2 separate regions of the Homo sapiens genome follow, and region 1 is linked to region 2. Evidence: chromatin contacts called from ENCODE Hi-C or POLR2A ChIA-PET data. All regions are on one chromosome and are shown on one strand. Each heading gives the region's core, a stretch centred on a gene start or an enhancer-like site at or near the end of the contact. The rest is flanking DNA. Distances are from core to core; before and after follow the strand shown. Region 1 has its middle 33 kb from the start of CLDN14. Region 2 overlaps CLDN14 (claudin 14).

Region 1 (2,700 bases), core at 131-2,630, 42 kb after region 2:
AGGAACAGTGGGAGATTAACAACTCTCCCATGTTAGGAGGTTGACTTGCCAAACTGATGGAAGAGTGACAAACTGATAGACTGTGGTGCTGTGTCCCTTCTACGAGCTGAGGGAGGGCTTCACCTGAGGCAGTCAGAAGTGCTAAGAGAAGATTTATGTGGTAAGGGAGAGGGAATCTTTCCAACAATAGCTATTAATTGACTTTCATTTTGTAGAAGAATATTGTATTAAGTGTTTGGAGATAGGAAAAGTATGGCATGCTCTCAGGATGTTTATAATTTACTTGGGGAGATAAGGCACATGATTGAAAAGCTAGTAAAATACAAGACAATAGAATATCCACTCTCCGGAATAATATTCAGCCATTAACATGGATGAATTGGATCCGTATGTACTCAGACTTGTGCAGGAAAAGGTCAGTAGCAGAACAAGACACCATCTATGTAAAAATTAAAGCAAAGCACACAGATGTGTGTGGACATATATGTGTATGCATGTGAACATATCTGTGTATGCCTGTGAACATATGTGTGTATGCACACGGCTGAAGGGGGACTGGAGGAAAGCACGTGGAAAAAGAGCCAGAGGTTCCTCCTGGGGAGGGAAGTGAGACTGGGGAGGACAGAGAAGGGCACCTTTCATATTTTTACCACACATACTTTTGTATTGAATACATTATTTAGAACAAGAAAGTCTTTCTATATTTCTTATGTAAAAAAGGAAAAGAATGAAAAACATAGCAACAAAGCAAGTACATGATTGATGCCAAGGGGTAACCCTAAAGGTAAAAATGGTGGCGTAGTCTGCCCATCACCTCACAAACTCTGCTGCCGCTCCTCTTCCTCCTTGTTTACAGAATCCCATTTTTGCTCAGGAATCTACCTGCCTGTGTCTCACGAGATATCTGGAAAAACATAAAATCATGGTGGTCCCATCCCATCCCATCCCTCTGCAGTGATTTGTGGCACTTGGTCATGTGATGCCATCAGGGCCAATGAGATTGGAGGAACTGTCCAGGGGGCTGCTGAGTAAAGCTTCTTTGCTCTTAAAAAGAAGAACAAAGAAGCCAAAGGACCACTTTTTCCTTCAACAGGATAGCACCGTTTCTGGATGTGATGACTGGCAATGCGGCAGCCATTTGAGCCTTAGGGAGCTATCCTGGGGACCAAGCCAAACTCTGAGGATGTTGGTAGAAAGATGGAAAAGCCTGAATCCTTGAAGATATTGTTGAGCCACTGAATCAACCTACCCTGGAGCTGTCCTAGCTCAGGACTTCAGCTCCAGTGACAGAACACATTTTTCTTTTTGTTAAAGCCAGCTGAGGTGGGGATATCTATTACCTTCCAACTCACATGCCAGTCACAGGAAGCCCTGTTTGTGAGGCTTCAAGCCCCTTGGGTGCATTTGAGGGGAAGTTTGAGTCCTCAGGGACATGCCCTCTGGGGACAAGAATGAGAAGGGGTCATAAGCCCTCTGTGGCTGGGGAGGCAGAGAAGTCATCCTGAGCTAGGGTCACTCTTTGCCCTGGCACCTCAGTGGGTGAGAGGAACTGCCAGGGTGAGGTAGGGAGATATATTTAATACAAGCAGCCCCTCAGTCTGGCCCCTGGGATAATTGATACGAGTTCTTTCTTTCTTTCTTTTTTAAAATTGAAACAGGGTCTAACTTTTTCGCTCAGGCTGGGGTGCAGTGGCACGACCTCCGCTCGCTGCAGCCTTGACCTCCCGGGCTCAAGCAATCGTCCCATCTCAGCCTCCCCAAGTACCTGGGACCACAGGTTCACACCACCATGCCTAGCTTATTTTTATTTATTTATTATTTATTGATTTATATTTTTTTGTAGAGACAGGGTTTCTCACGTTGCCCAGGCTGGTCTCAAACTCCTGGGCTCAAGTGATCCTCCTGCCTCAGCCTCCCAAAGTGCTGTGATTACAGGTATGAGCCACTGCACCCAGTCTACAAGTTCTTAACAGAATCAGAAGGTGTAGCTGGGAGACAAAAGACCCATCACAGCTTCGTGATATTTGGAGGGAAGTTTTCTTCCTTCAGAGCAGAAAGGATCACTGCTGTCATGGGGGAAGAATATTAGCAGCCTCATGGGAGCTGGAGTGAGGCTGGAGTTGGGACAGTGGCCAGCCTTACAGAGCCATGGGTAGGTTGCAAGGGCTAGGCAAGCAGAGCCCCATGGCCGTGCTGTGGTGGGGAAGAGGCAGGCAGGGGGAAAGCCCACTGCAGGTATTTCCACAGTGCGCCAGAAGCAATGATGGTTTCAATTGGTTGGTAGATGAGTCTCCCTGAATTAAACTCCACTCATCCCAAACTGGTATTGATTTAAAATATCTTAAACTGGGATAATCTCTTGCAGTATGTTGGAGCTGTGCACCCGAAGAGAGAAGGGGAAATAAAGTCTTATCGTGAGAGAAAGTGTGTGTGTGTGTGTGTGTGTGTGTGTGTGTGTGTGTGTAGAGAGACAGGAGGGAGAGAAGAGGAGGACATGGGAAGAGAGGAGAGGAGAAGGGGGAGAAGGGGAGAATGAGTCCTCATTTAACCTGGTCCTGAGGAGGGGGTGGCTGGTTTCTGCACTGAGATATAGGTGTTTCCTTCTCTTGCCTTGCCTCCAGCTTGAAATCAACCACTTCCCTCATTTCCTTGGAATGAAGTCAAGGAAGACTTGCTTACTCTTACAGTGCAAAACCCAGC
Region 2 (2,700 bases), core at 113-2,612:
CCTGCTCCCAGTGCCTCAGAATGTGACCTTATTTGGAAATAGGGTCATTGCAGATGTAATTAGTTAAGATAAGGTCATACGTAAAATAGAGTGGCCCCTAAGCCAATAGGGCTGGTGTCCTTATAAGAGGATGGGCATATGAAGACGGAGATAGAAAGAACATGTGCAGACGGAGGCAGAGAGTGGAGCGAGAAGTTACCAAGTCAAGGAATGTGGAGGATCGCCAGCAACCCGCGGAGAATCGCCAGCAACCCGCAGAGGCCCAGCAGGAGGCCCAGGACAGATGCTCCCTCACAGCCCTGGAAGGAACCAGCCTGCCCACACCTTAGTTTCAAGCTTCCAGCCTTCAGAATCATGACAGAATAAATTTCTGTTGTTTCAGGCCTCCCAGGTTGTGGTGCTTTGTCATGGCAGCCCCAGGAAACAAACACAGCAGAGTAGCTGAATGGTGGCACGGGGAATTACAGAGAAAATGCTCGGCCAGGCCCCATGGCACAGGCCTATAATCCCAACACTTTGGGAGGCTGAGGTGGGAGGATCACTTGAGCTGAGGAGTTCAAGACCAGCCTGGTCAACATGGTGAAACCCTATTTCCACTAAAAATAAAAAAAAATTAGCTGGGCATGGTGGCTCAAGCCTATAATCCCAGCTACTTTGGAAGCTGAGGTGGGAGGATGGCTTGAGCCTGGGAGGCATAGATTGCAATAAGCAGAGATTGTGCCACTGCACTCCAGCCTGAGTGAGAGAGCAACATCGTATTTCAAAAAGCAAACAAACAAAAAAACCTCATTTGTGATTATAAGAACTGCGTCCCCTTCCAGGACAGGCATTGAGTGTGATCTGGTGGCTTCACATTTGTCATTGATAAAAACAGGCCAGGTGCAGTGGCTCACACCTGTAATCTCAACATTTGGAAGGCCAAGGTGGGAGGACTGCATGATTCCAGGAGTTCGAGGCCATTCCTGAGCAGCATAGTGAGATCCTGTCTCTACAAAAAACAAACAAACATAAAAACAAAAAACAAAGCCATGGTTAGCTTCATGTCTCAAAGTGTGGAGGACAAAATCTAAGGAAAAGGTAGAGGACATGGAGAAAGAAGAATCTGGAAAGTCCCCTGCAAATTTGAAAATTCAAGTGCAAACACAATCTATAGTAAGTAAGCCATATAGTAATCAAATGACTCAGCTTCTCCAGGCTTAAAAAGTGTGTGAATTCACTTAGCTCACAGAGAGTTTGGGGGGGCTCATGTCTCCAGCTTGTGTGCAATTGGCTGGGGTATAATTGGTGACTGACCTTTTCAGGCTGGGTGTCTGGTTTTCTTAAGTCAACATGTCTTGATTTCATAGAGCATAAAAGCCCCAAATTTGGGGCAGAGTCCAGATTTGAATAAGGTGACTCAGAAGCCTGCTGAAGCTTTACCTTGGAAATCCAGCAGAGCCCACTAGGCTCCGCCTTTAGTCAGGACTTACAGCAAAATAGAAAAAGAAAGCAAACCCCAAACAAGCAATAGGACATTGTCACACCTGGCTGAAAACCTTCATGAATTAGACAACTATTCTGTGAATTTCGTAAGCCTCTGAAAATTATTTACTTGAGAATTGAACTGGGGATAAACTGCAGTGGTTAAAATGTGTCAAATGAAAACATAAGGCTAAGATTTTCTAATGGTAAGGAAAATACTATTAAACATGAGGTTTAAAACTCATTCTCTGTAAATTTAGCCTTTGAAGCCCAGGTGCTCCAAAGCAGTTAGTTGTTAATGATAAGAGTAAAAACAGTCATAGTTAAAGTTCCAGAGTGTTTATGATATGCCAAACATGTGCTAAGTGCTTCTGTGGGCATGCAATGAACTCTTAAACAAATCGCAATGCGCATTTTGCCATCTTTATTTACAGATAGGGAAACTGAAGTGTAGAAAGGTTACATAACTTGTCCAAGGTTACGTCTGGGCTGAATTAGGGAGACCAAACAGGAGGTTCTTGTGATCTTTCAGGTAAGAGATGCCAGGAGGCCGAGCCAAGGTGGTGGAAATAAAGGTGGGTGCCAGGAAGAGGTCAGTTTCTATATTCAGGTGAGGCTAGCGGGATGTGCTGATGGTTTAGCTGCGGGGTGTGAGACACAGGTGCCTAAGGTTATTGTCTTGGGCAACTGGAGGAATGGAGTTGCCACTTATTGAGAGCTTGAAGAGGGTTGGAGATCTGGGTTTGGAGGATGTGATGATCAATTTTTTGTGTCAACTTGGCTGGGCCATGGGGTGCCCAGATATATGATTGAACACTATTCTTCATGTTTCTGTGAAGTTAGTCCTTGGACAAGGTTAACATTGAAAGCAGATTGCCCTCCATAGTGTGGGTGGGCCACACCCAGTCAGGTGAAGGCCAGACTGGAACCAGAAAAAACTGGTGTCTCCATCAGCTCAGGCTGCCACAACAAAATACCACAGACTTGCTGGATTAAGCCACAGAAATTAATTTTCTCACAATTCCGGAGGCTGGAAAGTCCAAGACCAAGGTTCTGGCTGCTTGGGTTCCTGGTGGAAATTCACCTGACGTCTTCTTTGCATGCAGGCAGAGGAAATCTTTCTCTCTTTCCCTTCTTTTTAGAGCACGAATCTCATTGTGAGGGCACCCACCCTCATGACCTCATTGAACCCTAATGACCTCCCAAATGTCCCGTCTCCAAATACTATCACATCGGGGC

Evidence for each region. Hi-C counts contacts between places; a loop is a spot of excess contacts on that map. ChIA-PET counts read pairs that join two places held with the same protein, here RNA polymerase II (POLR2A). Pooled maps may share reads with other maps.
Region 1: a loop to region 2 is called in a map with no recorded cell type, with 2.8 times the contacts of the local background. The contact joins two enhancer-like sites. A Hi-C loop is called at or near these places in 4 of 168 maps with a recorded cell type or tissue (PC-3, endothelial cell of hepatic sinusoid, heart left ventricle and 1 more), 2 of 37 single-sample maps with no recorded cell type and 2 of 50 pooled maps. POLR2A ChIA-PET finds 5 or more read pairs at or near these places in 1 of 52 experiments (K562).

The regions. Positions count from the first base shown.
Region 1 is chr21:36,512,199-36,514,898 of GRCh38, forward strand. It overlaps a transcript of CLDN14 not described here. Among named protein-coding and RNA genes, the nearest start is that of CLDN14, 33 kb to the left of the region's middle. Within about 2 kb of position 1,381, at least 2 of the 41 ENCODE cell types and tissues checked have a DNase peak (open chromatin) inside an H3K27ac peak, as active enhancers do.
Region 2 is chr21:36,470,214-36,472,913 of GRCh38, forward strand. All of the region lies in intron 1 of CLDN14 (claudin 14), which reads right to left. The region is part of intron 2 of CLDN14-AS1 (CLDN14 antisense RNA 1); the gene reads left to right. Among named protein-coding and RNA genes, the nearest start is that of CLDN14, 8.6 kb to the right of the region's middle. RefSeq lists enhancers at 268-767, 1,263-1,322. Within about 2 kb of position 1,363, at least 3 of the 41 ENCODE cell types and tissues checked have a DNase peak (open chromatin) inside an H3K27ac peak, as active enhancers do.